2 separate regions of the Mus musculus genome follow, and region 1 is linked to region 2. Evidence: chromatin loops called from intact Hi-C (ENCODE). Cell type or tissue: gastrocnemius. All regions are shown on one strand. Links, peaks and the distances in the headings refer to the core of each region. The heading gives the core; the rest is flanking DNA. Region 1 has its middle 59 kb from the start of Gm41233. Region 2 has its middle 210 kb from the start of Lmo7.

Region 1 (16,619 bases), core at 4,060-12,059, 570 kb before region 2:
GAGAGGGAGTGCACTTTGTGTTTTTAAAACAAGAAAACAAAAAGCAAAAAACAATTTTTAAGTCTTTACAATGCTCCTAATTTTTTCGCAGCATATGTCCAGGCCACTGGGATCCTACCAGACTGCTAAGGAATAAGGAATCCTCACAAACTGAGCTATCTGATGTCCATCATGAGGGAAGGATGTCTTCTCTCTCTTCAGAGGACAAAGGGTACTTCAGGGGACAGTCTTACTGTATCTGGGTCCCCTTTTCTGGTATGAGTCTCCCACTCTGGTCTCTTGGTAAGAACAGTGTCAGATCTGCAGGGACAAAGTGCAACCCCTCCCAGATAGCTCGCTGTGGCTGGCTCCTCAGAGCCAGAGCTGCCTCTGCCCAACGGCCCCGTGCCTTTGAGTGGGTGAACCAGGTATCACACATGATGTAGAAACATTTTGTTTTCTTTTCAACTGGGACTTGATGGCTCCCATAAACACACATCCTCCCTTTGTTTCCAATTGGCATAGTCAAGCAAGACATCTGTTTAATTCAGAGCTGGGCAACGCCTCCCTGGGTTGTTTTATGGTGCTCTCTGCCGTCCATCCATTTCCTGTGATTGTTAGTTAGACAGATCCCTTTTCTCTTTCTGCCTTCACGTTGTCCCTTGTAGGTTTTCTGTAGTTCAAAGCTGTACTCAGCTAGAAAAATCTGGGGAAATGGGCCTATATCCTTTTGTCTGCAGTAGTTATCTAATTATCTCCTTTTATGTATTTCTCCTGGACCATGTCTGAGTGCTTAGGAATGCTAAGCATATTTTACTTGATGTCTCCAGTGGCTAATTATAACACTTAACCTAGAAGACACTTATTATACAATAAATTGAGGAATCACTATATAGAGTTTGCTGTAAGTATAATCCCATACAGTGTGCAAGACAGTTCTGAGCTATTTAGCAGTAATAGCCAGATTAGGATTCTACTCAATTGTAAAACTGTGACTTCTTTGTGTTTCAATAACTGACATCACATTTGTCCTTTAAAGTGATCTATACCTGTGTAACTAAAAGTATGCTTTATGCTGCCATGTCATAAACATAAAAAAACCTCAAAACCCAAACAATAATAACAAAGACAAACAAACAAAAGAAACAAGTGCCCAAGCATGTTTTCTCAAAGGATTTTAGAAAATGTTCTGAACACAGCTATGGTGCTCAAGACACTCCCTAAGTGAGCAAACAAGAAATAGTATTTCTGTGACCGTAGGTAAGCCCACTGAAACAACAAACCTTCAGCTAATGCTGAAGATTTATTTCCACCCCCTTTTTCTCTCTGTCTGTCTCTCTGTCTCTGTCTGTCTGTCTCTCTCACACACAAATGCACACAGAGTTTTTGTATCTTTATTGCCTTGTGTGTTTAAATGTCATTATGCCGCAACCTAGAGCAACTAGGAAGACATGCCAAATGACAGATTTCTTAGCTCTGGCTGGCCTGTGGACACACCTGTGGGGGATTGTCTTGTTAATGAGGCTGATCCAGTCCAGTGATGGTAGCACCATTCCCTAGGCAAGGGTGTAGAACAGGAGAAAGCTAGATCAGAACAGAAGCAGCAATCAGGCAGAATAGGTTCCTGTATTTGTCTCCATTCTTGACCGTGATGTACCTACTAGCTGTCTCCAGCTCATGCTCTGTGATTTACAAGGATGGGGTACAGCGTGAAAATGGAAGGCAAAGATGCTCTTTTCTTCCTAAATTGATTTTTGTCAAGGACATTTTATCACAGCAATAGATGTGAAATCAGAACACCAGGGCTTAATGGAATTCTGAGGCAAAATGCCTTAATTGTATCTACTGGTAGCAATACCTCCTCCTTTTACAATGTCTCCTTTAGTGGATCCCTAAGTTGGACACATTAATTTTAGTACTAAAATCTTCACAAGCCTTTATTCTGATGTAGACACTGGAAATTAGGAGAATTAATTTATATCGTCGAAAATCACATCCTTTGCAATCAACCTAGTAAGAATGAAGTCTCAGGACTTCTTTTAAAGTCATTATTCTTATTTGTAATACACCTCCTTAAAACACATTAAACCTATTTGTAAAGTGCATCTTGAAAATATAACCTATAACACAACAGGGATTTACAAACACACACACACACACACACACACACACACACACACTCACACACACAGAAGTGTCAGAGCAACAGCTTGGTTAATATTGTGGGATATTTTGCTGCAGTGACAGTAACACTATTTAACAAAATAATGCATTGTCTTTAGCTCAGTGAACTATAATGGAGAACATTGTTAGGAGCTGCAGTGATGTCTTATAGTACTGTGACTTCTGCCCTGCCCCCTACTGTGCTATTCTTTTTGCTGGGAGCTGACAGAAGCATTCAACAAAATGAGGAAATAGTGGCGGGCACAGCTGAATGAAATTTTGAAACAAACAGCCGAAGATAAGTGTGTGCCACATGAGAACAGCTCTTAATTGTTCTGTGATAATTCAGTCAAAATATAATGATGTTGTTAGGAAGAATGGGTTAGTTTCTTGCGGATTAAGAGAAAACCATTTGTAGAAGATGAAAGGGCATCTAGCATTTGAATAGACAGAGGGAAGAGCTGCAAGAACATGAAATTACTTTTTTGCCTGATAAGACATTTATCTGTGTTTCTCTATCCTCATGCTAAATGAGGTCTAGAAGATAGAGTCCTTTGAAAGCAGAAATGGCATTAGTTTGGAATTCTGTTCTAGCCACTCAGAAGACAGACATAAATCAGCATTGCCATGACACTGATTACTAATGAAGAGACTTCTGCAAAAATTATCTTATCTAGCTTTGACTTTTCTCTCTCTCTGTCTCTCTCCCTCTGTCTCTGTCTGTCTCTGTCTGTCTGTCTGTCTGTCTGTCTGTCTCTCTCTCTCTCTCTCTCTTAAAAGCACCCAGGGCATCTTGCCTAAAGCCAAGGCTGCACTTTATATATTCAAGGGAATAAGATATATAAATAGTGTCTCTTCGGTAGAAGAATTTGAAACCTGGAATATATTAGCTCAAATCATACTTCCAGAGTTCACAAATTTCAAGGCAGATGGTTATGGTAATTTGCCTTTGAAGATGTTTAAAATCTTAGTAATCCACTCACTTTTTGAAATAATTCTTCTTCCATTAAAGCGAGGCTCATAATACAAAGTAGATCTTTTTTTTCATTGAATTAATTGCTTAATGCCCACTGTGTAGCCTCTGAGGTGTGGAGTCTTTACCACATTCCTTCAGAGATCCCTCTATGCCAGGTTGTCAGTCTTTCTGCCCAAGCTGCAGAGTCTATTGTAGGTATGTTTGTTAGAAGTGATAGAACCTGATGCCTCTGTATTACAGTGCAGGTGGACTTTTGGAGTATTTATAAGTTATTAATGAAATTTCTAGAGTCTTAGAATAAGGGAAGAATTTATTACCACCTAACAAAAATTTGATTAGAAATGTGAATCTATCTGCTACAAGAAAAAACAATTAGTTACCCAGGATGGAAAATGAAAGTGGAGTTCTGAGGACTTGCTGGAATGAGGGAGGATCTGACTGCCTCCCAACAAGGATTTACCTACAAAGATGGATCAGTCTTCTATAACAGGAAAGCAAGGAACCCAGGACGAAGGGCTGAAGCATTGAGGTGTGGTTCCAAGTATAATATGATGGACAATTGATTCTGGAAGTAATATCTACGTGACCTTTGTTAATAACACCAAGTGAGTTTGATAAAGCTTCAAGGAATCACATTTTTTATGTTTACCTCAACTTACACACAATACATATGAGTGTATGTTCAACACACACACACCTTAAAGAACCATAGACTGACAAAATCCCCAACATCAGCACAAGAAACCTCCTTTTAAATAACTGGTCAGGGTAATCTAAATGATAATCTCTACAGATTGCCAACGGAGCTCCTGGTTGTTTCTCAGGAGTTGAACAATAACTCCTAGAACTGAAGATATTGCACACTTAGGGCATAGGACTTGAGTGATTTAAGATGCATCTAACCTGAAAGACTCCTTCCTGCTTTCTAGATTATCCTACGAAAGCTGCCAAAGGACGAGAAAGTATTGCTACTGAGCTGTAACACCTACGAACCATGACAATGGCTAGCGGGCAGAATATACATAAAGGTGCAACACTTAACACTGTGATAGGAGTGAGTGAAAACAGAACACACACACACACGTCCACCGAAACCAAATTTGGGAAGGTAAAAGGAGTATTATAATTGTGATCTACCTGCAGACAACATACTAGTCCCAGGTAATATGCACTGTAGTAATAAGTGCAATATACATTATGTTGGCATTTTATCGTGTGCTGTTTAAGGTCCCTGAAAAGCTGCTTTGAAAACAGGATTTGCTCTGCTCCATTTCAGGCCAAGCATGTTCATAGCAAACGTCCTCCAATGTCCCCTGCCTGAAAATAAGCTGCCCTCCTCTCCCCTCATCTCAACTCTGTGACAGGGAAGAGAGAATGGCAAAAAGCCCAAGAATAAATGCACTGTGTCCTTCAGAGCAGCTAGAAGGTTAAACATTTCTGACAGATGTTATTGTTTATCTCAGGATATTAAAGTGTCTACAGAGAGAAGGCAGAAGTCCAGTCATGAGAAACTTGGCCACACAGAGAATGCTCCACTGAAATCAACAAGATCTCAGCTACTATTCAACCCCCTTCTCAGTTTCTACTGCGTTTCCCCAGACCTTCACATGTTTGTTCTATTTGTTGCTATTTTTTTTCTATCACTTGGGAGCCTCATACAAGGGGACACTCTGCTCTGCGAGGGAATCTTTCTATTGAGAACTTCAACTGTTTGTCTTAAAGGGGTTTTCCCATTTGATTTCCTCTGGCTGTTATAAGTATCTGATTTAATGTATCTGTCTATCTGTTTGTCTGTCTGTCTATCATCTATCTATAATCTATATAACTCTATCTGTCTATCTATCTTTCAACCATCCATCAATTATTTATCTAGCATCTCTATATATCTTCTATATACTTATCATCTATCTATCTATCTATCTATCTATCTATCTATCTATCTATTGTCTAGCAATCATCATCTACCTCTCGTCACTTGCTATTTATTGTTTTTTTTAATTTATCTTGTTCTATACTTAATAAAGCTACGTAATTATAGAATATTCCCTGGACTTTATGAATCAACAGCTAAGTGTTCTAATCACAAATGCCTTGTGGTCTTCTGATGGACATTTTGTGAGCTTTTTTCTTCTCCATGCTATAAATTTTATTTTTCCCTTGATCTGGGGTTAGATGTCATGGATTCCCAGAATTAGGAAGAAAGGTGAGAGTGAGGCTCTTGAGTGTAACTAACAGTCAAAATTTAAAAGCTTTAGTGTAGTGGAGATTATTTTCATGGTCTTTGTGTCATTGCTCAATTTGATGAATGTCCAAGTATGGCCTGAGTGTAAGAGTCTGATTTCTGTGTGTCAAGAACTTTGGTGAATAGATAATATTGGAGAATAGCACAGAGATTTATAACATTTGGTCTTGGGGAGATTTTACATAATAGGGAATTAGCAGAGTAACACAAAATTGGCCTACATTAGATGCAAGAAACTAATTTATTCAGTATATTCTGTGTAATTAACTTACATACTTAATAAATACTTGAACATTTACTGTGTATAAATCATTATATTTAGGGATGTAAGTTTTAAAAGTTAATTCTAGTGAGAACATAGATCTGAGCCTAGTAATCAAGATTAAACATATTACTTTTTTTTTAAGAGCAGGAGAGAAAAAAGATTGGTGAACTCTATTTAATTAGTGTTATCTCTGGAAGTTAGTTTTTTTGTGTAACCACCATAGATTAAAAAATTGTTTTAGCTAGAGTTTGACAAATAAAGGCAAGTATTTGTACAACCAAAATTGTTCCCAGAATTAAGATTATAAAAGCAAACAAGGGCACATTTCTTTATTACAGTAAAATCTAGGGTTCTAGAAATAATATTTAATTTCATGTGTAGATAGAATTGACTGTCTTTAAGGTATGCTATCAACAGTCATTCAATTGATAATGCTTATCACTAGTTATGTCCCAGGCACGGTTTCCATGCTGGAGATTGAAAAATTAAACCAATTGTACATCACCACATTGCTCATTAGACTAATTAAGGTAATATAAAAGTGAGTAGTTGCCATTTCCAGTATGGCCTGATCAAGACATAAAAGTCAGTAACTGAGAGGTTAATGAATAGTTCCCAAACCATGTGTTTCTCAGATTGGATGGAAAGTGTTTAAAGATTTATCACGAAGACAGTAAAAGTAGGACTCGTCTTGGATCCAGAGTAACTATGAGAGGCCAGAACATATTAAGCAGAAGGATTTACAAAGTTAGCTACTGATGAATAACAATTTGAAGTCCAGAGACATAGCCCAGTGGTTGAGAGCCTTTATTGCCCTTGTAAAGGACGTAAATGTGATTCCAAGCATCTCTATCTGGTGACTCACAGCTGCCTGAATCCCCAGGAGATCTGATGTCTTTTTCTGTGTTTTGCCCATAACTCTGCATGATGTTGTTCTCCTTTATATATACATATAATTAAGAACAAGCAAACAAAACCCCCCAAATCTTTTTAAAAAAAAAAAAGACAACTTCAGGCTTGAAAATGAAATGTTAGCAACATTCAGAAGATAAGAATAACAGCTCATCCATTTGGTGTCTAGAAGATCTTGATGGTGAGCATCTGACCATCAGAAACTCCCTGGTTCTTGTCTGTGTTAGTACCAGTCATCCTATTCCTGGCTTCAACTCAAATCAATTATTTTTATTATCTCTGTATGTTATACAAGGTGTAGACATTTTAATTCCTACTAGTCACAGATCTTAAGACTTCTAAGAAGTATGAAGAGCAGTTTTTAATTCTCCCAAACTTTTAGAACTTTTAAAAAGGGCAATAAAATAAATTGAATTTTCCATCTCCTGGAGACGTTTGAGTGTCAAAAGCACCCCCTTGTAGCCCAAGGTTGTACATCATAACTCCTCAGATTTCACAACAGTTTATTACAGTGAAAAAAAACCCACCCACCTGGCCCTGAGTACATATCCAATTTATGAGCATCCGAAGAAGACAGATTCAGATACATTAAAATGTGGTTTCTGCATTGATCGTGATATGCAGCCACATAAAAAACAATGCACAGAACACCTTTACTACCCAACAGCTGTGGGGGAATCGTTGAGTAGAAATTATCCCAGCTTGGGAACATTAGATTAGACATGAACACAAATTATAGGTATTAATTTATTTGGGAAAAGTTGAACATTTAAGAAGGCCATTTCGCCAGTGGAAACAAAGATGAGAAACTGTCAAATGGATCTGAGTTGTGCAGAATTCTGCCTGGCTTCCAGGAACAGAATTGGAAACAGATGTCCTCCTAGAATGTGAACATGATCTTATTACCAGACGTTTCTTTAAATGAAACCCTCAGAAACAAAATGGTTCTTTAGTGGACGCTCAGTCAAAGGCAAAGAAATAATAGATAAGTTGAGAAATATGTCATAGTCTTTGAATTTCATAAGTAGATCATGGCAATTTAGAGGCCATTTTCTGGAATGCTTCAAAAAACTTGATTCAAATATAACTCTTCTTTCTTCGTGGACATTATTATAAATGAGAAAACATATTTAATGGAAATACTAGAGCCTATAAAGCAGTCCTAAATTTTCCTCTTTTTTATAATTTATCTTTTTAATTAGGTATTTTCTTCATTTACATTTCCAATGCTATTCCAAAAGTCCCCCACATGCTCCCCCCCACCCCGCACTCCCCTACCAACCCACTCCCACTACTTGGCTCTGGCGTTCCCCTGTACTGAGGCATATAAAGTTTGCAAGACCAAGGGGCCTCTCTTTCCAGTGATGGCCGACTAGGTCATCTTTTGATACATATGCAGCTAGAGTCAAGAGCTAGCTCCGGGGTACTGGTTAGTTCATATTATTGTTCCACCTATAGGGTTGCAGATCACTTTAGCTCTTTGGGTACTTTCTCTAGCTCTCCATTGGGGGCCCTGTGATCCATCCATTAGCTGACTGTGAGCACCCACTTCTGTGTTTGCTAGGCCCCGGCATAGTCTCACAAGAGACAACTATATCAGGGTCCTTTCAGCAAAATCTTGCTAGTGTATGCAATGGTGTCAGTGTTTGGAGGCTGATTTCAGGCTTTAGTGCGTTTAATTTGGGCTAAGCAGAGGCAGCACCCACATATTTGTAGTTAAAGAATTTTAAGAATCAAATGGTGTGTTCTAAAGATGGGGAAATTACTGCCATTGATATAAAATCAACAAACTTCATCTGAACTGTTTTTAAATGATCTCCATAACTCTTGTTTTAAAATTCTGGCATGAGTGAGAGGTACTTTTCACTTGTTCCATGTTTCTGATTTTTTTTTTTTAATTAGCTGCAGTTCCATGTATGTTTGGTTAATTATTAGGGAATCTTTTTTCAAGAAAAATGAATATTTTTTCTTGAATGTTAAATTTATATTAACAAAACATATGTTATGACATTGTGCCACAGCTCTACACACAGTACTCCAAGTGCAATAAAATCTTAAAAGTTGGTTCTTGAGTTTTACTGGGAACTTGGACTCCAGCGATGGGACGGTAACTTTAGTAGGCACCACCAGGGGGCAGCAGAGGCTGCAGGATCTCAAGGCGGAACATGGGTTTCCCAGGTAGGATGGGTACTGTCAACCTCCAACCAGTCTCCAGTTTTGCTACAAGGTATTTCGGTAGGGTGGTCATCAAAATATCTGTAGAGTCTTGAAACTCTATTCTGTAACCCCAAGTTATAACCTAGAGGATGTGGTCAATGCTTGTCCAGAAACTCCTTATCATTCTCATAAGGAAAAGACAACAGAAAGGGTTTCTCAGCAAAGGAAGGTATGAATGACTCATCCAAGATGGTGCCTGCTTTCTCATGGGGTTAACTCTAGAGAAGGAAGACATTGGCCATAAACACAGTGGTCTTGGGAGCTCATCTGAATGTTTTGTTTTATATTCTTTATTCACATGACAAAAAGAAAGCCCAACTAGCCAAGTACCTTCCCTGGGGTCCCTAACAGGTTAGAGTCCCTACTTACGATATGTTTAATATTGGCATCAAAAGCACTGTTGGAAGTTAGAATACAATGCCTTGTTCTAGGTCACATATGGCACCTTTTGGTATATTGTTTCTTTCAAATTAGTATCTGTTACTATGCTGCTTATATGATTTTTTTTTCCTTACATCTTCTGAGGTCAAGTACAAATCATTTCGTTTATACTTTTTGGAAGAACTGAATTAAGAAAGAGCTGAATAAAGTCTGGGGCAGCAAAAGAATATAACCACCAAAGTCGTTATGGATCTAACAATATTACCTACTGTCTTAGTCAGGGTTTGTATTCCTGCACAAAACATCATGACCAAGAAGCAAGTTGGGGAGGAAGGACTTTATTCAACCTTATACTTCCACATTGGTTGTTCATAACCAAAGGAAGTCAGGTTAGGAACTCACACAGGGCAGGAACTTGGGGGCAGGAACTGATGCAGAGGCCATGGAAGGGTGCTGCTTACTGGCTTGCTACCCCACCTTGCTCAGCTCGGTGTATTGGGTGATAAGGTACAGGAGTAGGTATTAGGGAGGTGATCCTTTTATTGAAGATTGGCAAAAACATGACTGTCTTCCTGTATCTCACCTTGGATAACTTGGGATGACTAAACTGTTGTCTGAATATGTTTCCTGGAGAAACAATATATCTTTAAGTAAAGGAGAGCAAAGTCTCATATTGTGCACCATGGGGATAAGAAGAGATTACCAAGAAGACACTTGCTGTGAAGAATGAGTAAAAGGTCTCGTCAGGAGCTCTATGAGTGCCTAGAAGTTTGCACAAATTAAGCACTTATTTCATATCCAGGTCTGGGTCAGTCCACGTGGGTATGAGAGACAAGATTCTCCTTTTCAGAACTAAGAATTGCCTATTGAGATAGGTGTTTAGACTTGCTTGTTGGGATAATCTTAATAATTGACTTGGGAATAGTCATATTTCTTATGGGTAGGAAATTTCATGGGTAGAGATCCTGAATGCTATAAGATGGAAAATGAGAGCTGAGCATACATTTATTGTCTCTCTGCTTGTTGACTGCAAGTACCATGTGACCAGCTGCCTACTGCCTTGATTACCTAGTAATGTTATATTCTGCTTTTACACTGAGTCATAAAAAACAATTTCTCTCTTAAGTTGCTTTCTTCAGAGTATTTTCTTATTACAGTAATAGAAAAAGAAACTAAGACAGTGTGTGTTATGTGTGTGTAGGTTCATTTCGTTAGATCTTGATCATTATTATAGTTAGAATTTTAGGTTTTTTTTTTTTTTAGTATTCTTCTTTCAAATAATAGTTTTCTTTTACCATATAAATGAGTATCTTTTTAAAAATATTTTAAAATTTGAATAGAAACTAGCCTAATTGCTTCCACAGAGTGCTGACATAGTTAAACCTGTCTCTGTTTTCAAATTAGCACTTCTCTGGAAATGTGACTGAAAGATGGGAAGGTTGACCAGTTGGCTCCAGGTTGCCCTTGCATTCTGATAATTCTATGCCAGCAATGCTAGTTTTTCACATCATCAGAGATCCACCCTGTTTTTTGTTTGTTTGTTTTGGTTTTGTTTGTCTGTGTGTGTGTGTGTGTGTGTGTGTGTGTGTGTGTGTGCAGGAAGCTCAGAAACTGCACTGTAGATCAGCATCTCAGAGAAGCACAAATATATGAATATTAGAGGAAGAGAAGCAGTTACTACAGCCTACAACTTCACTTCAATCACATTAAAAAATCTTATATTTCTTCTTGAGTTTTCTAAGCTACAGGGAGGCAAAAGACCTATGTGGTCTGGTGATTGGTTTTCATTCATTGTCCAGGATGTCTTGCTTGGACTTGTTTGTACAAGGTATGGGATTAACACAGTTGCTCTTCAGATTTCTTCTGAACAATATTCTTCACAAAGCATGATAAATAAAGACAAAGGCAAACATAGTGAATAAGGAACCCCAGCTTAGCAAACAATAGGAAGTCCACAATGAAACTTCCTTTATGAGCCCAGAGAGCTCACACAACTTTACTTGTCTTTTTCTTGTTACAGTACTTCATCAGTCATAAAACACAGCAAAGAATCTTAATCTCAGATGAGATGACAACTCAGAATAGCACTCCATATACCTTCCAGGTCTACGAAGAAGAGGTTGGTCAGTGGCTACCATCCTCTACCTATGACTTGAAACCTCAGACCAATTAAGGCTGCCAACTTTCCTGCCTCCCTTTTGGATAAAGTTGGGAACTATCAAAAATGTGAAGAATCAAGTTGAGATTCTCCTATCTTTCTATGGTCTGTCTTCTGGTCAAATAAGACTTCTATATTTGTATAGATGTTCTGCTATTAATTAGGATAAAATATGTGAATTTCTAATTAATTTATGCACTTTCCATTCTGATTGCAGCCTCCTCTCCCCCCTATTCTCTCAGTCCCACCTTCACAACCCCTCTTCTCCCATCCTCCATCCCCTTTTCAGAGAAGGGAAAGCCCCTCTGGCACACCAAGTTACTGTAGGACTAGGCACATCCTCTCCCACTGAGACCAGAAAAGGGAATATTTAAATTGCATTACTCATCTGCTCCTGTTCCTTTTATCTACTGCATCCCCAAAGTGAGCATTTCTGTTTTGCTCTAACTCACCTGAGTCACCAGTTGTCACACTTTTGTTCAAGAGGCTGTGTTCATATTGAACATTTAGTTGTCAAGGAAAGGAAATAGAGAATTCTACAGGGGAGAAGCTGTGCATAGGCAGTTGATGGGCCATCTAGTCTGATTATGCTTTCTGTTCTATATTTAGTAAGTTACTCTTAGGGTTTGATTTTATTTGTGTTAAAGACCAGATACATGCTTCATCTTAAGTAGAATTTAGCTTGAAGTGATTCTGTATCTCCAGAAATGGATTTTAATCAGTATCCCTTCCCCTTTCTCCTCCCTAAGTGCAAGACCAGGCAGCTTCAACGATGTATTTGAGAATGTGTGCTTATAGGAAGTAAGCATCTTGGAGCTGTGCTGTGGGAAATATAAATGTAAGAAGCAAAAGCAATAGAAAGCCAGCAAAGATGATTTTTTTCAAGTTGAGCAACTGCAACAGACTTGAGATTTTCTTTGTTTGTGAGTTTTTTCATGTTAATTTTTATTAGATATTTTCTTCATTTACATTTCAAATACTATCTCCTTTCCTAGGTTCCTCTCTGAAAGTCCCCTATACCCCCACCCCCTGCCCCGCTCCCCAACCCACCCACTCCTGCTTCCTGGCACTGGCATTCCCCTGTAGTGGGGCATATAATCTTTGCAAAATCAAGGGTCTCTCCTCCCATTGATGGCCATCCTCTGCTACATATGCAGCTAGTGACACAAGCTCTTAGGTGGTACTGGTTAGTTCATATTGTTGTTCCTCCTATAAGGTTGCAGACCCCTTTAGCTCCTTGGGTACTTTGACTTGAGATTTTCTTAATGAATGTGTTACTTGGGGTATAATGAAGAAGTAAGTCCTCTATAAAATGTCCAGTACACTATCTGGCACTTGACCTGCCTTGATTATGGAAGAGACACACTGGAGGAAACTGAGAAAGATTTAAAAAAGAAGAAGAAGACGAAAAAAATAATCCTGTTGGAGCTACAGAAATGAATCAGTGGTTAAGATATTGCACCACTATTGCAGATATCTGAGTTCATTTCCCACCACCCAGGTCAGGCATCTCACAACTTAGCTCCAGGGGATTCAACACTTTCTTCTGAACACTTTCTACCCCACACTTGAAGAACACACACGCACACACACACACACACACCAATCATTTTGAAAAAGCAAATCCTTCTATGGGAACTTAACTTCCTTAAATATGTGAAAGTTTATGTCAGCATCACACTCTCCGACTTTACATTTAAATATAGTACAGAGTGTGGGTGAATTCACCTCTGACTAGCCAAAAGTTTGCTAACATCTAGAATCTGAAAAGAACAGTTGAAGTGGTGTTAAAGGAAAGTGTGGATTCAATCAACAACTGAAATCGGGTATTCCTGCCCAGAGTGTGATGCATCCACGTAGATTAGTCTCTTGCTGAATAAAGAATTTTAGTGTTTCTCATGTGAACCACACAGTTCTCTTGTGGAGACAAACCAAGTTGGGACAGACTTGATTTCATTTTCCTTAGAAACAAGTACAAAAGAAATAATTTGAGGCCTGGATAAAAATGTCTTATAAACATACAATTACATTTTGGCTTTCTGCAGACTCAACTCATTAAGCCATGAGTGATTGCAGATGTTGTGGTCAGATTCTCCTGGCCAAAGATTTGGCTACTCAGGTTATCCTCAAGGGAAACTGGCAAACCCAATGGTGGTATTTTTAGAACAAGAGGGCTGAAGGAGTCACCCAGGGTAGTTCATGTGTTTGTGTGTAATAAGAATAGCATCACACTCCAAGCTGTCATTTAATTCATAACCAAATGCCTGTGAATCAAATGATACTTTACTATGTGGAGTCAAGACAGCAGCAAGAGGTGTTGGATGTCGGAGAAAGCTGTAGCAAGCAGAGAGTGTTTTACCCATCTGTGCATGCTCTAGTGGGGAAGTTAACTGTTTTGTCACATGATATACTTAATATAGTATTGATAACAGAAGCCTAATAAATAGTTTTTGAAATATGTCTCATTATGATGGATCTATAAGAGATAGTTTAGGAGGAAGTAACTTAAAAATAGAAAACAAAGACATATGCCATGGGAATTTATCTTCTAGAAACAGTTGAAACTTCAGACTTAGTGTATTCCCAGAGGGATTCAATAGTGAAAGCCAGAAAGTTAGGCAAAAATCTTACAAAATAAATAGTTCAGTTTGTTCACCAAGTGTGTGTGTGTGTGTGTGTGTATGTATATATATGTATATATGGTTCATATATACGTGAATAAGTATATAAATATGTGTTATGTGCCAGAATGGTGAAATAATGTATAGATTAAAAGCTATTTCAAAGCTGTTTCAACCAATTTTAAGATATGAAGTTTATCTTAGCTCAGATAAGCCAAATGCAAACACAGTTATTGCACATTTCTAAGAAAATTTCACAAATGGGAAGAATCACAGGACACTAGACAACATTAAAAAATTATAATTAATTTTAATCAAATTTACACAGCACTTAAAGTAGTGAAGAAATCCAATTATTTGCAGGTACGTCATGATAATGCAATTGCTGTGACTAACAATGTTGATCTTAGATATAAAACTCAAAGGAAAGTTTAAAATAGCACATGAATAGATTTTTTAAAATCTCTTTGTTAATTTCATGTATTTGAAGAAATTCTTGCAGGAATAGAAATTTTAGTTTTAGCTTATTTATTTGTTTTGATATTTGTGATTTATTATAGTCAACAAAATTTTTCACTAAGAGAATGGCTGAAAGAAACAGCAAGAGGTGCATATTATCAAAGAAAGTCCATGATAGTTATTTCTTCCTTCATTCTAGGCTGAGTATTCCCAGGAAGGCCCATTTATCTTTGTGATCTTACTTTCAATCCCTACCACATTTTGTTAGACATTTTTCATTTTTCTCAGAAAAGATAAACTTTCATACCTCTTTCTGATAGAAGGGCTGTTCCCCGCCACCCCCCACCCCCAAGAATACTGCTTACTGTGCATCGAGAACTCAGGAGGACATGGATGCTAGATGGGTTTGTAGGGTTATACTGCCAGGAGTCTTTGGAATAATACTTTCCATAGCTCAAGTGATTCTACAATACTGCACTGGTGAGCAATCAACACTATGTACACCTTTCTCTCAACTTGGTTTTTCATTTTATACCTATGAAATACTCTGCTGTACTATACATATATATACCCGTATGCATACATACATTATGGATGTGTGCTGGCTGGTTTTGTCAGCTTGTCACAAGATGGATTTATCACAGAGAAATAAGCCTCCCTTGAGGAAATGCCTCCATGAGATTCAGCTGTAAGGTAATTTCTCAATTAGTGATCAAGATGGGAGGGCCCAGCCCTTTGTGAGTGGTTCCATGCCTGGGTTGGTAGTCCTGGGTTTTATAATCAAAGCAAGCTGAGCAAGTCATGGGAAGCAATCCAGTAATCAGCACCCCTCCATGGCCTTTGCACCAGCTCCTGCCTCCACGTTCCTGTTCTGTGCGAGTGTCTGTCCTGACTTCCTTTGGTGATGAACAGCAATGTGGAAGCTGAATAAACTCTTTCTTCCCCAACTTGCTTCTTGGACATGATGTTATGTGCAGGAATAGAAACCCTGATTAAGATAGGATGTAAACTTTAAAGTTAATTACCAGTAGGTAAGATACTAGCACACATACACTTTCAGGGGTAAAGCAGCACCTGAAGTGGGTACTTGCACAGAGGAAGGTTGACCACACTCACCCTGTGACCTCATTACTCTCAGAGTTATTCAGGGTTATTCAGCATTTCCTAGTCCTCAACTCCCACAGTAGGAGATAAATATGTCTAAATCCAGAGTTGGAGAGAAGATACGGGAACACCCTGCTCTTTCTCCATTGATGCTCTTTCTTTTCACCATTGACTCTCCTTTGTTCCATTTCTCATGAAAACAAACATTTAAACAACACATACATTTTCTGGAAAAAGTATTGAGCAAAAGAAAATAACTGCGATTTCATTAAATTCATGAAGAATACTCATGACCTTGTTAGGGAATGAAGACTATGAGACTTAAAGTTTCCTTAGGGAAGAAGCCATTTCTGTTTCCTTCTACCACTGCACATCTAGGTGCCTAGGATATATTATGGTGCACACTAATGAATATTTGTAACATTAACAATGACATGGACAAAGACCTTATTGGTGGCCAGAAAATTAAAGAAAATGGTCATTGTTTTCAGCCTGGAATCCCTCCAGTCTATTTCCTGTCCAGCTTACTTTTGAAGTCTGTCTTTTCTTACACTTAGGTGGACTTGTGTTCTCAGATTTTCAAAACATCTATCTGTGTGTGCTTGTGGGAAAGATGTGCCTTGGCAGGAGTGTGGCCCTCAGAGCACAAATGGAGGGAGTTGTTTTTCTCCTTCCACCATGTAGGTTCTGGGGATGCAACTCAGGTTTTCAGGCTTGTTAACAAGTGTCTTTATGCCCTGAGCCATCACTAAGGCCCTATTTTCATTTTAAAAGATATATTAAATGAGATATGACACCATCAAAGGTAATATTATATATGTATAAGTATATAATGGGCATTAATCTTCTGGAGAAAGTGTACTAAACTTTCTAACTATTTTTGATATCGACTTCAAATCCCCTGTCCCTTTCCATTATTAATGGTTCAAAATTAAACCTACTAAGCACCATGTTGCCTCTCACTAAATCACTGTCTGGTTACCCATTGGTAGGTTTGACAGCAAAATTTGGCTTTGCGCTTTCTTCATTTGATGCAGGTCAGACCCCCCACTCTATTCCAGAATTAGCTGAATTAAAGAAGTATTTAGCATTAAGAAGATTGAGATTACCATTTTGAAGTTCATTTTTCTCTCTTTTTTTCA
Region 2 (16,619 bases), core at 5,890-13,889:
TTATGGAGGAGAATAATTTATTCATTAATTACTAAAATTCACTGACCATAAATTTGTCACAGAAATAAAACTCTGGCACTTATGCCCAGATGCACTCATAAATAACTAAATAATTAAACTCACAGCCGAGGAACAAAAGCTGCTCAATGGGCACAATGAAATCTAAATAAGAGTACCACAGGACAAAAATAGAACGTGGAATAGAAATTATGCTAATCCGCATGTGACCCTGTCAAAGCTTTGATGCCGGCAGTTTCCAGAAACTCCACTTTGTTCCTCAAAACTTAGTTCCTGATCAGTGTCCTTCAATAGTGACAATGTGTTAGAAGCTTCCCTGAGCAGAGATTGTCCCTGGTAGCACTATTGGTGGGGGGCTGTGATCGAGAGCTCTCAAAGCTGGCAGGCCACAGGATGGAGAGTCAACTGAACACCCATCCGCCACTGTTGGCCCCACTCAAAGCCTGCCTTGAATATATTCACTGAGTTAACTTGGTAAAGTTTTCTTTAGCTTTAAGCAATATAGTTGATGTTTCACGTTTTGATTCCATTGCTCAAAATGAAAACTTACCCGAGACTAAAAGGTGTTCATTTCTCTATTATTCTTGACTCCAAAACTCATGCTTTTGCTGGGTCTAGGGTCAGTTTGGCCTAGGGAGAGAAGCTCAAGTATATGACTGGCTCTTAGCTTCAAGCATCCTCCCAGAAATGAATTCAAACAGATCTGGTGGCTTCCCCGCTGATAAACCAGCCTGCTCTCGGGACAGTGGCTTCCTCTTCGACATCACCTCTAGCTCAGCAACTTCTTTCTGTCTTTAGAAAGCCAATGTGTCAAAGTCAACCCAGAGACCTCTGCTGCCTCACATGCTTGTTGACAATGAACAATGACATTGACTGTGCTCTTTAATTTTGAATGTAACTATGAAGAAACTGGGTGGAGAAAATCCCCATGGAGATGAATCAGGTAGACGTGAGGAAACCAGGAACTACTGCAACCAGTAACCATTTCTGCTGCTTCCCACCTCGCCAAAATTTTTTTAAATAAAAATAATTAGAACTGAGGTCCCAGAACTTGAACTTCATGTATTTACCCTTCTACGTGTTAATTCAATGACCTTCTTGACACTTTCGCTTCACCAGCTGAGCAGATTTTTAATATGGGAATTTACCTTAAGAAGATAATGCATGCGCCAGTCAGCAACAGTCTGACAATTCCCTCTTTCCTTACAAGCAGTCCCACAAGTAACACTGTGTGACTGAACCCCAAGGCAGTAAGCTTTACCGATGATGTTTGAACATCATATATCTATAGATATTATAGACTGTGTGCATCTATTTAATGACAAGAATCCTGTCTTAGCATCCTTAGATCATGGTAGTATACAACAGCATGCCAGGCAGATAGTGAGCTCTCGGAGGAGCTTCTAGACACAAGATCAAACTAACGCTATGGCTCTGTCCATAGAGAAGCTCTCAATTGGGAGTCAAGAGAAAACACCGATTCCCACGGTCTGAGACACTGAATGGTCTCCTCTTGGATTCCCAGAGAACACTCAGATCCGCCTAAGAAAGACTCTTCTTGCTTGACCTGAATTGAGAACCTGCATTTGTATTCCACAGCCATGGCTCAGGTCACAGACGTTTTACAAGGAAACCAAATAAGTGAATCGATAGTACAGAGCTGTTGGCCCCAGGGCCCATCGGCTACCCTGTGCTTCATTATGGTACTTAATATGGTCATGATTCCAGTTCCTCTCCCGTGATTTCCAGGAATAAACAGTATTCTGAATGTACGGAAAAGTCATTACATATTCATCTAAGCCACTTGGAAAGAATTCTTTACACACCACTGAACACTGGGTATTGCATGGCCCTGGGGGTGCTCTGCCAGAATCCAAATCATAAATTACAGGTCAGGCTAGCCATGGGAGAGGAAAAACAAGAGTTATTTCCTTCTCACTATTCTGCCCATTCCCTCACAGCTGAGGTGCTCTTAGTTTTATCCACTAACAAAATAATAAAGCATATGTAAGAAAACTGGAGCTTATTATTAATTTATATAAATTAAAAAAAAAACACGAGTTAGCATCATGTCTACTTCCTTATCGCAACTGTACAGCTTTCTTCAGAGGTTGAAATACCTTTTGGCCACTGTATTCAGATTTCCCTTTCATATTAACTGCATTCCCTCTGTCCCTATGAGCTATGCATAATAAAAAAAGAAAAAACCAGGTTGTAGTCGTTATGTCACGAACAAATGGAAACAAAAAAAAATATTCTCAAATCCTCATCCCTGGTTCTAGAAACTGGCTGTTCTCTCACGCTCTTCCAGTGGTTGACATCATTCTGTTGGGACACACAATACTCTGGAGTCAATAAGATGGGCTCTGTCATATGTAGCTGGTATTTGGCACAAAGAAAAGACAAATTTCAGCAAGAGAATATTGAGGTACATGGGTGGGAGACGTTAATAAATCACCCATTCAACATTCGTGTCTGTATCCTCTAAAGTGGAGAACCCCAATACGGAGGTCATGAACCCACTGGCTATTAGGATAGCATGTTATAAAGAGAGGTAGAAGAATCCATGTGTTCAAAAAATACCACCTCAAACACTCTCAGCACCATAATGTCTCACACACATAGCTATTACTGCTTTTAATCTTATACAGCTTATATAACTGCTCATTTATGAGATACCAATGCAAAGTGCTATTAAATCCATTGTGATTTTGCAATTATACACTATGCCATAATTGTGTGATAGGAGATTAAATATCATTATGTATGAGTTACTAGAAAATAACTGAAGTTTTGTGAGTTTAAAAAGCCAAGAAATTAGAGCCTGTGAGATGGGTCTGTGGGTCTGTGGGTGAAGGTGCTTGCCTCCAACCAGTTTCCTGAGGTTGGCTCCTGATCTCTGCACTTGTGCCGTGGCACATATGCTTGTGAACACACACACACACATTAAGTAGATAACTAACTAAAGCTAATAAGAAGACCAGAACACCTATCACATAGGATGCAATCAAGTCTGTTACAAAATGCAGTTGGCTTCATGGAACCCAGCCTCTTTCAGAATGAAAAATACCTGCTCAGGAAAATGCAATCCTTTGATTCATTTAATGTTTTGTTATTTCCATTCAAACTTCTCTGTGTCTGTTTTTGAAAGCTCTTTCCAAAGCAACACAAATGAAGTACTTTCTTATTGGGCCTTTAAAAAAATAATAATACACTTCTTATTGTATTTTTTTTAAAACTTTTTAGTGATTCTTTGTGAATTTCTCACCATGCACCCCAGGCCCACTTATCTCCCTGTCCCTTCATATCTGCCCTCTGCCCTTGCAGCCTCCTCCCTAAAAGAGAAAATAAAAATTAAAAAGAAAAAGAAAGAAAGAAAGAAAGAAAGAAAGAAAGAAAGAAAGAAAGAAAGAAAGAAAGAAAGAAAGAACGGAGGGAGGGAGGGAGGGAGGGAGGGAGGGAGGGAGGACCCTGTGGTGTGTTATGGTGCCCAAACAACTGGGGAGGGCTCAGTGGGTGAAGGTACTGGCTATGCAAATTTAAGGAGCCTATTTTGGATCACCAGGACTTATATAAGATTGACAGCAGGACATGCTCCTGTAAGTTCAATTTCAACACTTCCCTCCACCCTCTTTATAATATACCAACAAAACTAGGTACAATTCCACCAAAGTTCACTAGGGGGAGCAGTGAGCTCATTGGCTTCACTGACACAGGAGAAGGGTTACTAGAGGGAACACGGGTGACTCCAAAGCAGCCATACTGAAAAGTCTTTACCCAGGACAGTGGAAGGCTTCCCATAGCTGTCTGTATGTATGGAGACCTTTCCAAGCCTTCAGTTAACATTCCCTGGCCTATATTCTCTAGGCCTCCCCAGAGACGCAGGATTCCTGGAGATCATGTGCAATTAGAGCAGAGTTGCTTATAAATGCTTGGCATATGCAGTGATGAACAACAGTGCTTGTTTCAAACAAGGTAGAAAGCAAGGACTGACACCCAAGGCTGCCCTCTGACTTGTGCAAGAGAACCGGGGCATGTAGACACACACACACACACACACACACACACACACATACACACACATGCACACACACACAGAGAATGAGTTTAAATAACTGACCTTTGTAACCAAGAAAATAACCAGGAAATGGAAGAGGCACGTCTCACAAGAAAAGTAGAGAGTTATTAGGAGATGTTCCCACAAGTGATGGTAGCCTCCAAATAATTATCCAGATCACTGGGACAGTTATTGAATGCAACCTCTCTTCCCTTGTGACAAAAGATTCATTGGTCTTAAGCAGCCACGGAAGCATTTATTATAACTTAAAGGAGAATTTGCAATGATCATCCAGGTTTGTCTGTCACTGGCCTGACCTGTTCTGGGATAGTCCTGATATTTTCTAATACTTCTAATTTCTGATTTTACTATTATTCTAGGCTCCCATGATCACAGTTGGTCAAAGTGCAGAGAATAAGAGATGGCGGAGTACTAGGATCAAAACGAGATAGCTGTATCATACCCCTCCTCCCAAGGCTCAGAGATCACCATGGAAGGGGGCATTGAACAATTTTAAGAACCAGGGGTGGGTCTGGAGAGATGGCTCAGCAGTTAAGAGCACTGAGTGCTCTTTCAGAGGTCCAGAGTTCAATTCCCTGAAAACCTCATGGTGGCTCACAACCATCTGTGATGGGCTCTGAGACCCTCTCCTGGTGCAGTCTGAAGACTGCAACACTGTACTCACATATATAAAATAAATAAATCTTTTTTTAAAAGAACCAGGGGTAAATGATAGCTATAATGAAACAGTGTTTTTCAGACACAAGGCAGATGGACATATGAGATCACAGCAACTGTGACTGTACCAGAAACACATAGGAGGGATCAAGCCAATGAAAATCCCAGCATGAGTGGGGAAAGGGATCCATGGAGCTCTTCCATTCAATAGCTCTGAGGAGCTGTTGGCAATTGGTAGCTGCTAGGGGAAGGGGAGTCAGTTTCCTTCATGGATGTAGCCCCTGAAAAGCTGCCCATGCCCCAGGATACAGTCCTACACTCATGCACACACAGCTAACCAACACTAAGTGAACTCAATGAGTGTATAAGCCACGAGCACATGAAGTAGGGAGGCAAAGGACAATGCTGGGAACAGGGGAGGAACTGAAAGGGAGAGAAATGTGGATTTCTATGCATGCATGAATTTCTCAAAAATAATAAAAAAATAGATGTAACTGTTAAGTGGTAAGAGACAAAGACCCTTCAAATAAAAAGATGATTTTTAGGAAACACACTGTTACAAGAGATCTAATGGAGGCTCATGGAAAACCCCCAGCTGAGGTTGGGAAAGGGAATATGACAGAAGAGGGAAGGCAGGCCATGGTGAGTGTCATAGCATTTGCAACGACAGGGGGACAGGCAAGGCCAGGAGGTAGTTAACAAGAGTGGTACACTATCTGGGGACAGACAACACAGGCATCTATCTGTGCTGGTCTAGCAGACTACCGTCAGAGCAAGTGAATCCAATATCCATCTCCCAAATAATTTCATGGTTTAATTTTGATATTTAATATAATCAAGGCTTCTGAGCTTTTATGGAATTGGAATCACTCATGCACAGTGCGAAATATTTCCATGACATCACCTCCCTTCTGTGACAACAGTGATGGGGAGACGCTGTCTGCAGTCCCAGTGGTGGGAGGGTTCCATGGTGGCTATGGGAACTGGCAGGGAACGGTACAGAACCCCGCTTAAGTGTAGTCACTTAATGCATGTTGCAGTCCTAGCTCTGCCAGTTGCCAGCTGGGTGACTTTCGCTTATCCTCAGTTTCACGATCTCTCTAGATAATTTTGGACGCCACCCAGGGTGCAGAGTTTGATGTAGTTATTATTAAAAGGAACGGGTTGCGCCGTGCCTTTGCACACGGTAAGCACTAGATAAATGCTAAGCGTTGTCGTATGCGTGTAATAAAGGCAATGCTCAAACATGAGAGCTTACAGTGCGTCCGAAGATTCTATCAGAATTACAACTTTATTTCAAATTTTACATTTTGTAATATAGATTTTCATTATTTCTGGTGTCTAAAAGGCACACACTTCAGGGATTGTATTTGCCTGCCCCCTAGTGTTAAGAGGAGCTCACTTCAGCAGACGGTTGGGCTACGCTCCTAAAGGGCTCTTTTGCGGATTAGAAAGGGGAAACCTGGGGGCGATGAAGTGAAGGCCGTCATGTCTGAAGGGTGGGGCTGGAACCTCAATCTCAGAACTCTTCCCTTCCTCATGTTCTTCCTCAAACCAGTACAAGGATATATGAATGTGTGTGATGGTTAAAAAATAGCTTGAAAAACTAAAGCAACTTGGACAAATTCAATAACCACACGCCATGTTCTGTTCATTCAAAACGTCAGTCACTGCTCCAGACCGCTACATGAGCTGTATTATAATGACCATTTTTTTCGGAGGGGAGAAACTGGGGTACAAGGAGATGAGATTTGTTAGGCTGCTCTTCATGATGCAAACAACTACAGAAATAAAGAAAACCAGGCAGCTCTAATGTTGATGGGGGATGTCAATGGTAGAAAAACGGATCAAAAGCTCCAATAGGATGGAACCTTCAACTGATGTTGTCTAAACTTCTGAGAGCTCTCTCTGCAGAAAAGGCAGTGAGTGGCGACGTCTCTAAAGTAGCTTAGGCTAGGAAAAGGTTCTTGTGTGTTCTGCATACTTTACAAATGGGGTTTATATGGTTTTTAAAAGACTTGGCTGACCAGGGCAGGGCAGGCTGGGAAGTAACTCAGTTGGTAAAATCTTTTCTTTGTTGTGTATGACCCTCAGCAACCACAGAAACAAAGCTGAGGTCGGTGTCACCCCAATAACCCAAGTGCTAGGGCAGCAAAGGTGGCCATGATGTGTACCCTTATACTCTTGAAGCTAGAGAGACAGAGATAGGGTAATCAGGGCTTGCTGACCAGCCAGTCTAGCCAACACGTAAGCTCTGGGTTCAATAGCAGATCCTGTCTCACAAAGTAAAAGTGAGAGTGACTGAGGAAGACACCTGACATGACCTGTGGCTTGCTCACACGAAAACCACGGGGATCAAAGGGCAGGGTCAAGTGTGTCCTCAAGGAATGTTAATTCCTGAGCTTCATGGCACTTCACTCTACATTTTCAGTAAAACACCATCCCTGAGCAGTTGTGTTCACAGCATGGACCCATGGTCCACACTGGTGAGGCCTGACATGGAGATGGGAAATCTGTCTACACTGCCTTCTGTGGATATTACATTAGTATATTAGTATAATAGATTATATTAGTATATTGGTATACTCGATTATATTAGTGTCAAGAAAAAAATCCATGCAGTTGGGCTTCTCTTTCTACAATGGCTTCAGAGTTGGGTAGGAATAGCTGCTCATCACAGCATAGGTGAATTACTGTGGATTTCATGAGGTTTTAGATGCATAGCCCTTTTTCAAATGGCAATAATGACTGGTCATAAGATTTTGTAACTTCCATCAGATTAGAGAATAGCTCAGGAATTAAGAGCGCTGCTACTCTTCCAGGACCAAGGTTTGATTCCCAGCTCCCATGTGGAGGCTGACAACCATCAGTGACGCCAATCTCAGGAACTCTGATACCCTCTTCTCACCTTTCTGGGTATTCCGTGCACATGGTGAACAAACACATCATTCAGGCAAAACACCCATGTATGTAAACTTTTCCCCCCAAGATTTCATAAGCTGCTGACAGGTTACCTCAGTTGGTTAGGGTGTGGTCGTGGGTTTGATTCCCTTATCATGGACTACATCCCTAATGTATGGCAGAGACTTGATGTACCAAGGTGGGGGAATATCCAGGGGGGCCCACACTCTTAGAGGAGGAGGAGGGGAACGTGGAGGGGGCAGCAATCAAGATATAAAAAACAACAATAAAGAAAATAATAATAATAAATTAATAAAATTAATAAAAAGTAAAAAAAAAGTAATTTCCAAAAGAAAACTATTGTAATCATAGCCAACTAGACCTTTCACAACAGGGTGACTATGGGCATTTGGGGGACCTGGCTAAGCTTAGATTTAAAGATTTTTCTCTGTGAAATGCCAGGCAGCTTTGTAATGAGTTTTACATAGCATCCGACCACTTTCTTTGTAGAGAACCGGCTTCCAGGAAACGCTTCTCCTCCTTCAAGTCGCTCTATCCACAATATCATCTTTGCAGAAAGAAGAGGGCAGAGCCAAATGAAAAGAAAATGTGGTACCCAGCTTTAGAAAAGTTTGGCCATAGGAGGAAAATCAAACTCAACATGAAAAACACCAGAAGCAAGGCAGTGGGGACAGTCTTACAGACTCTTAGTGAAAAAAAGGAAGTTTAGGGATGCCTCTCTGGTATTGCAGTTTTCAGACATTGACAGGGCATAATCCAAATGTGTGAAGCTGAAAGAAACAGAGCACCCATCAGTATTTTGTTCAGCCATGCTAACAAAAAACTAAACTATTTTATTTTAAAACATACTATTTCCTTATCGAACTGTACACTGTCTCTAGAAGAGGCCAATGAATTTCCACAGGCATCAGCGTCTGTGGTCTCCCTCTGCTTGTCTGTGTTTTCTTACCCATGGTCTTCAAAGCAGTTGATTCTTCCCTCCCTCAGTAAAATGTACAGTGCCCACTCCTCTGTCTCATGAAGATGTCTGTTTAGCCATCACTGGACTCAGGAATCCAAGACAATCCCCATAGAGACTAGAAGCTCACCCATTCCCCTCCACCTCGCCCGCTGCACTCGGCAGCGCTCACCTGACATTAGTACGGCTCTCCCTATGCTCCATCGAGGACATTTCTGTTTTTCTGCATCACAGAGAGCAAGGCCTCCACGTAGTGGGTCTTCATTACTCAGAGGTTAAAAGATAAGGTTAACTCCTTCAGAACTGGGGCTTGGCTTTACCTGGCTTCACTACCAATGACCAGCAAACAATTCCCACACTTCAAACTGTTCCAAGAGGCCATGGTAAGAGTCTCCGACCACCCTGCTCCATCTATCCAGTCTATGATTCATTCCTTTGATCTACAGGACACGGGTTTCGCATCCACACTCCATGAGCCATCTTGGTAATCAAGCCAGCTGTCAGAGCTGCATAATGACCATAGGGGGCTGATATTTCAGACTTCTACTTAGATATCCAGAGAAAGACCGCTGTGCACCATTCACATCTGTAAACACACATCCATATGTAGATATATGGAGATGTTTACATATTTAGATTGTTTTTTTATGCCCAAACAAATGATAGGGTTACCAATCTGCCTAAGGGGGGGTACTCAGCCCTGGGAATCCAAAACAAAGGGAGAACCCAGCAATTACACTCCTGTGTTTAATGCCTTTGCCTACTGGGTTGACTGTTTTGTTTGGGGGTAGGGGTTACGGTTTTTTGTTTTTCATTTTGATCACAGGTAATTCTAGTATTTACACATCTCAAAGATGCACTAGGTTTTTTGTTTGTTTTGTTTTTGGAGAGGGGGTGGATGATTTTTAAAAGATTTAAAAAAAAACCAAACTGGAAGTGTTTTAAAACCACTGTTCTAGAGAATTGACTTTCCCACAAAGAAAATCAGAAATGGCTGCAACCACACCCCACTGCAAAGACTGTGGTCTCAATAGCTGGGAGGGCATTGCGACTCCTGAAACACCATCTCCACGAAACAGGGCAGCTCTGGACTACAGTGGTCCAGCCCTGCTTGCTAAGCCAGAGAGAGCCTTGTTCTCCCAGCACACCCTTGAAGCTCAGAGCTCCAAGCCAGAGGAGGATGTTGCTGCCCTCCAGATACTTGTCCTTTAAGAACCATGTTAATCTTTTAGCCCGTGTCCTGTAGGACTCAGTGCTCAGTGCCTGGACTTCTAATATGGACGAACTTAGCTGTGCAACATCTGTCTTGTAAATTACCAGCCCTTAAAAGAAAACGGAGGGAGAGCATTTGGCCTCCTTCCTGTGTCCACACTGCCACCTAGTGTTCAGAATGCAGAAAAGAACTGCAAACTGCAAACTGAAAACTCCCAAAGAAAGGGCTTAGAATGCTACTGCAGACGTGCTTTTTCTTACGGACTTTTGAAAATTCTACCCATTCTCTCTTGTCTCAGCAGCTCAACATTTTACAAAATAGAGGGGATTTTTTTTTCTTTCAAAATTATGAAAAATGGGCTGAAAAGATGTAAGGTGATGACTTCCCCAGTTCATCTTACTTTCTGTCTTTTGTTTGGCCAGAAACACTTGGACCTCTCCATTTTTAGTAATGCATTTCAGTTGTTTTTGTTTTGTTTTGTTTTGAATGCATATAGCCTCCAATGTGCACATTTAACATATTTGTTCCCACAAAAATCATATTACATATTATTAAAATATGCTAAAGATGAAAGAAAAAAGCAATCTTTCTAAATCTCGTGTGTGTGTGTGTGTGTGTGTGTGTGTGTGTGTGTGTGTGTGTGAATGTGTGTGCACATGTTTGAGTGATAGCAGATATGAGTGTGACACTGCACACTTGTGGAATTTGAACACTTGCAAGTCCACGCCTTCCATCTTGTGTGAGACAGGGTCTCCTGCTGTTGGCCTATACCTGGTTACACAGCTCCCAAGTTTCCTGGGCTTCTCCAGTCTCTGCCTCTTTTCTAGCCTTAGGAGGGCGAAGATTGTAGACCTAGAGGTGCGACCACAGACAGCTCTTTCCCGGTTTCCAAACTCGGACCCTAATTACCCTTACAACAAGCAAAAAATGGTATTTGGGGCTCTACTAGATGTGTGGCCTTTAAAACTTTTCTCAAAAATATTAGTTGCAAATGAGACTGGTTACTTGTCAAACATTTACTTTCCTCCAAAAGACCTCTTAACAATGAAGACTTTATAAACAACGAATTTAAAAATGGCCTACAATTTTTTTTTCAAATAGGAGTTATTTTTCACACATTTTAAAATTGGTCTCTTTACCTTACAAAGAAATGATAAAGCTTACTTAACTTTTAAGTTTATGCTAGAAAACAAAGACCAGGCCACTCGTCAGTGAGCTGGATAGACAGATTTGAAATGCTTTTTGTAGAGGAAAACACAGAAACCTCAGCTATTGCCAAAGGAAATCATGAAAACAGCCATCAAACACTTGCTAAGAAAAACCATGGCCAATTCCTATCTGTGTAGACAGTGCTATTACACCCTGGTAGGATCTGGCTTTCAGAAAACTAACCACCTTTGGGGATTTCTGGCTTAAATTCCATTGATGATAAAAACCTGCAATAAGTGGAACAAAGCTAGTACAGGGGTAACATTATTCTGGGAACATCTTATTCTGAAATAACGATTCAGCCAATGGACAGGACTGCATGATTTTACTGCCAAATGTCTTTAATAGGGAAGTAATCCACTGTTGTGTATCCAGCCTTCTAGAGTGCTTTCCTTTTCATTGGCTCACAGGGAAGTCATTTTTGGATTCCTCACTGGGTCATAAGTTAGCAAACTCCGGAAGGGATGGAGACATCTGCACTGTAAAGCCACCCTCCACACTGAATTATTAGTTTCCACGTCTGTTTCTTCGGCAACATTTTCTGTGCTTCTTCCAGTAATATTCACTGACAAAGGACTCGCCATGTTCTTTTCAATACATAGTTGCTGCGTTTACATCTTCTCAGGAGGACCACATCATTGACTTTGACCAGCACTGTAAAAATGAATTCTTCATCTTCCTCATGTGCTTCACTGCTTTGCTGGCAGGGAGATGCAAAGAGCAGATTGCAAGTCATGGCGATGTGCTCAAAGCTAAAGACCAAGGGCAGCACTGCTGCTAAGCCCTGCACACTGTGCTTCATTCCCAGTCAGGTCCTGAGATGCCTGTGTAGTGCATGGGTGACAAATGGGACTGTCAAAACCAGCATTATGTCAGCCTCTATGAGATATTGGGAAAGCTTAAATTTTCATTTCAAACATTAAAATACATGTAAATCAATGTTTTAATATTTAAACAAGTTCTGCCATCCTCTGCCTAGAATCGGACGACCTCACAGCTCATTCTGTATTCTACTCACGGAGCAGGTGACTTTCCTTCCAGCGAAACAGGCACCACTGGGGTCACAGAAAACACGTCTGTCAACCGACAAGCCCACGGAGACCACAGGTGCCTTTTTATTATCTTTTGGGTAAGAGTATGTATTTATAAATATGACTTCATAAACACTAGTATTTATAGTTGGAACTACACTAATCTCCCCTCAAAGAAGCAGAACCGTGAATGAAATAACATTAATTCATGATTTTTAGCTGGCAAATATCAAAGTAGTTATAAGTATACTGAATAATTTCCCCCAAAACTGTCTCATCCAAAGCTGTAAAATGTGTAAATAAGCACCCCAGACTGTCAACTTTGTAGATGTGGGGAGTAGTAATGTTTACACAAGAGCTTTGAGCTAGGACCAAGGGTGGGAGCGGAAACTGACAATGGCTAGACCGTGTAGCACACACCCTCCATCCGTGCTTCAGTGAATGGTGATGCTTCTAGCATCCCTGCAGAAACCAGTGGAACACACACAGGGCCTACAATGACTCATTGCACAGTCGTGCATACATTGCCAGTGCTCAGTGGCTACCTGTTAAGAGGAGAAATCCTTACCTGGCTGATTTTAATCTGAAAAACTTGCAGAGCATAGACTGAATTATGCTTGAAAGCCTCTCCCTCAGAGAAAATGGGGTTTGACCGTATGGGGAGAAGAAGTCAACTGTTCACAGCTGTACTTAATAATGTGAAACCGCCATGCACTGTCCTACTTTGGACAGTTCTGACATGTAGAGAGTGCTCAACACGCCCTGATATGAATTCTGTAAGGCCACTTTCATCTGTCTTCCTGAGACAAGGACTCAAGCATTGTGGGCATTCTAACCTAAGTCTCAGACAGCCTCAGACAGGGCGTCTCACGGCTCAGACATCCTAAATTGGATTGGAAGTAAGAAGAGCTTTCCATTACTCAAGGACTTGAACTCAAAATCCCTCAGACCAACTCCAAAGGACTTTCCCTGAGTGCTGTGTAGTAGGTTGAAGAGGCAAATGTGCTCCTAACAAATGGACGGTTTAAATGGAAACATGGATAGTCAGTGTCTCACAGGCAAACCTGTAACACAGTAATCTTTTGGAGCTAATTTTAAGAAATAAATAGCATGCAAAAATATATCAATTTATGATCTTTGTAGGCTCTACTGTGGCATTTGCAGTAAATTCTATTTTTACTCTAATCTACTTGGGATAATCCTCTGCAGAAATAAGTTGTGAAAAAATAAATTTAACTGTCCATAAAGTACTTTAAGGGTCTTTATAATGTAAGTAGCAAAGAGCTTCATCGAGTTACAAAGCAAAATAAGAACTTCCCAAGTCACCTAAATGTAGCATCTAACACCAAACCTTACGAGTTTAGAGTTTAACTGTAGGAAAAGAATACTCAATTCATGTGTTGCAGTCCTGAAGTTTATATAAGAAATTTGAAGATGAAATTGTCTTTCACAGATTTTACAGCAGGCATTTGCAAAGTAACCAGGTTTCTCCTCACCATTGCCCTGAGCCAGTCTTTTCTAGTTGGTAGAATATATGCCATTTGTGACTAAGGAACATGTCCACACATGACTTTTGCCCTGTCTCCTTTCTCTATGTATTGATTCTTAAGAAACCCTCTGAGATCAAGATAAGGTATTCTGAAAGTTCCTAAATGCTAACTATAATAAAAACTGTGGTTGATACCCCAACATGTATTCCATCATAACCTCCTAGATTAACACGAACATGGCTGGAGGCTGTTCTGACAAGCTAAAAGTAGGAATCCTGATGGACATGAATAGAAGATCACTCTTGGCTCAAAATAAGCAAATAACTCAAGCTCTATCCATAACTGTGGTGTTTTGGTGAAGTCTTCGGGGAAGACTTCCTACACAGTGGAGAAAAAATAGAAAATCAGTCTTTTCAATAGACAAGGGAGTGAAAAATCTTGTCACCATTATAGTATCAATCAATTTATTGCTCTCAGGGTGAGCCAATGCTGCGAACGGTCACATAGGCTGAGATGAACGAGAAGCTCAACATTATTGAACTGTGAGATAAATCGAACTTCTTGATTACCTGTTGAGTAGGAAGTCAATTTCTTTCTATCCATGTTGACTTGACCATAGAAATCCCACACACAGAGTGAATAGCGTTTTCTCCTGCTTCAGCTCAATCCCTGATATGCAGCTTGTCTCCTCTCTGGCTTCTAATCTACCTTGTCTCCAGCTGTCTGGGTCTCAGCATGCCGGTAGGCTGAGTCCCCTCAGCCACCTACCTACCCAGTCCCACCACGACATTTCTGTTATTCATTGCTTATTGTCACCTACTATGGCATATTTCTTTGTTTGTGATGAGGTTTCTCTGTAACTCACTCTGTAGACCAGGCTGGCTTTGAACTCAGGAGATCTGCTTGCCTCTGCCTCTTGAGTGCTGGGCTTAAAGGCATACACCATCACTGCTCAGCTGTGTCACTATTCTGAATACTGGTGATACAACTAAAACCAGACAATCCTATGCCCAGATAAAACCTGTATTGCTCTGAGGTCCAAAATGAATTAACAAATGAGAAAAAAACAAAACAAAACAAAACAAAACACAAAGTACTTGCAGGCTGAAATGTACCCTAAAGTCATAAAGCTACCTCAGAGAATGACTCCAACTGGTCACCATAATCCTCCTAGATGACATTTGACAAAAAGCCTAAAATGAAGATAATCCGGTTGTCCCTCTCCGGAAAGTACTTCTGGAACTCATTCGGTCCCGTGGCATTTTCCATCTGGTATTTGTAGACCTTAAGTGTATTTAAGTGAGCACATGATCACTGTAAAGATTTATGGGATTCGGGTGATAACTCAGTACATACCTACTGTGCGCAATGAACAAGTCTCTGTGATATTTTTATCTCCTTGAAACATCTTCTTTGTGTTGGGACCCTTCAGACTCCTCTTTTTCTGTTCTCTATGATATGTGCACTAAACGATTTTAAACCACAGCATCTCACTGTCCAGGAGAATACTGGAAATTGTTCCTTTTCTCTATCTTTTGGTACCATGGCAAATAGTCTCCTTCACTTCCTGAAAGGCTGTCACCCCGAGCAGAGCTGCTGACCTGCCCAGGCCTCTGCAGAACAGGCCAGACTGCGTAAGGTTTTGGTGAGAATACAAAAGAGAGAAACCCATGGGATGTGGACTTGACTCAGAAATGTATTTATTCCCCCCCCCCCGAATGCTTGACTCGTTAGAATCATACCTGCTCTGAACAAAATCAAGTAACAACTGCCACTGAGACATCTCTACTCCTTCAGTGACCCCAGCTCTCAGTATTTCACGTACTGTGTTCCTTTTCCAGGCCAGGTCTCCTTGACCATGGACTGAAGTGAGTGTGTCCATGACCTTCAGGCTCACGTGTTTCTAAAAGAATCACCTGAAAGTTGCTTTCTTGACTCTACGCATATATCTGTGCACAAATGAGTTTTTAAATCCATATCCATTGGCATGAATTTGGACTTGTGAGAGCATGCCTTCTTAATCCCTTTTCCAGATTGCCCGGAAGGATGTAAAAGTGCTATTTAAAAAAATAAAGTCCCAGCAACAATGCATCCTATTAGACACCAAAGGTAGCTATTATGCTGTTAATCACTGAAATTCAGACAGTTCCATTTGTGGTGTTAGAGATTAGAAATCACTCTGATACTGAGGAATATTTCAAGCAAAGTACTAAGATTAAATCCTTAAACAGAACAAATTTAGCTTCCACAATACTTTCCTTCCTTAATTTAGTATCAAAGATGACTCACACTTTAACATACCTATGGAGTGAAAACTTCTTTTATGATTCACTATGTTCACGAATACTTGTGACTGGAAACACCTTCTAAGCAATATTGAACCAAGAAGCCATCCCTTCTAACTTCTCTCCCACACTTCTACCACTGCAGGGAGGCATAGTTTGTACTAGTTTCTGTAGAACAGAGTGAATGTTAGCAAATGCCACTCACACACGCCCTGAATGATTCTCGATGATTCTGCAACCCCATCTTGGCTGTTGCTTGGCTACAGATTATCAATCTTGTCTGCTTTGCCCACTTAGCCCACAAGTCAGTCATTCAGCTTAGAAATTGTCCAGCTGTAATTTACACACACACACACACAGAGAGAGAGAGAGAGAGAGAGAGAGAGAGAGAGAGAGAGAGAGGGAGGTTATGTGGGTAAAAGGGTACCACCATGCACTTATGGACTGTTGGTAGGGATGTAAATTAGTCACCATGGAAATCAGCATGGAGATTCCTCACATAACTGAAAACAGAATGGCCATAGGACTCAACCATACTATTCCTGAGTTTATGCCCAAAAGAACCAAAGGAGATATTTCTATTGTAACTCTGTTCATAAAACTCAAATTATCAAATCAGCCTAGGTGTTCACAAACACGTGAGTAAAGAAAATGTGGTATATATACACACAGTGGTGTTTTGTTTGCCATAAGGAAAAATAAACTATTATTTTAAGAAAAGAACACAGGGGTCGGTTGGTACCTCAGAGAGTTAAAGA

Evidence for each region. A loop is a pair of places that touch in the nucleus more often than their neighbours do. Peaks named below come from ENCODE experiments on the same cell type or tissue, not always from the same donor. Only the 100,000 strongest peaks of a DNase experiment are listed, where the experiment ranks them.
Region 1: a loop joins it to region 2, with 13 times the contacts of the local background. A loop is called at or near these places in 35 of 42 quality-filtered maps.

What each region holds. Positions count from the first base shown.
Region 1 is chr14:102,502,679-102,519,297 of GRCm38, reverse strand. No RefSeq gene overlaps it. Among named protein-coding and RNA genes, the nearest start is that of Gm41233, 59 kb to the left of the region's middle. In gastrocnemius, for the core only: a CTCF peak has its summit at 8,665 (motif pointing right); a DNase peak (open chromatin) is centred at 8,675.
Region 2 is chr14:101,936,434-101,953,052 of GRCm38, reverse strand. No RefSeq gene overlaps it. Among named protein-coding and RNA genes, the nearest start is that of Lmo7, 210 kb to the right of the region's middle. In gastrocnemius, for the core only: CTCF peaks have their summits at 6,136 (motif pointing left) and 10,023 (motif pointing left); DNase peaks (open chromatin) are centred at 6,154, 9,780, 9,974 and 11,798; H3K4me3 peaks cover 761 bases; H3K27ac peaks cover 243 bases.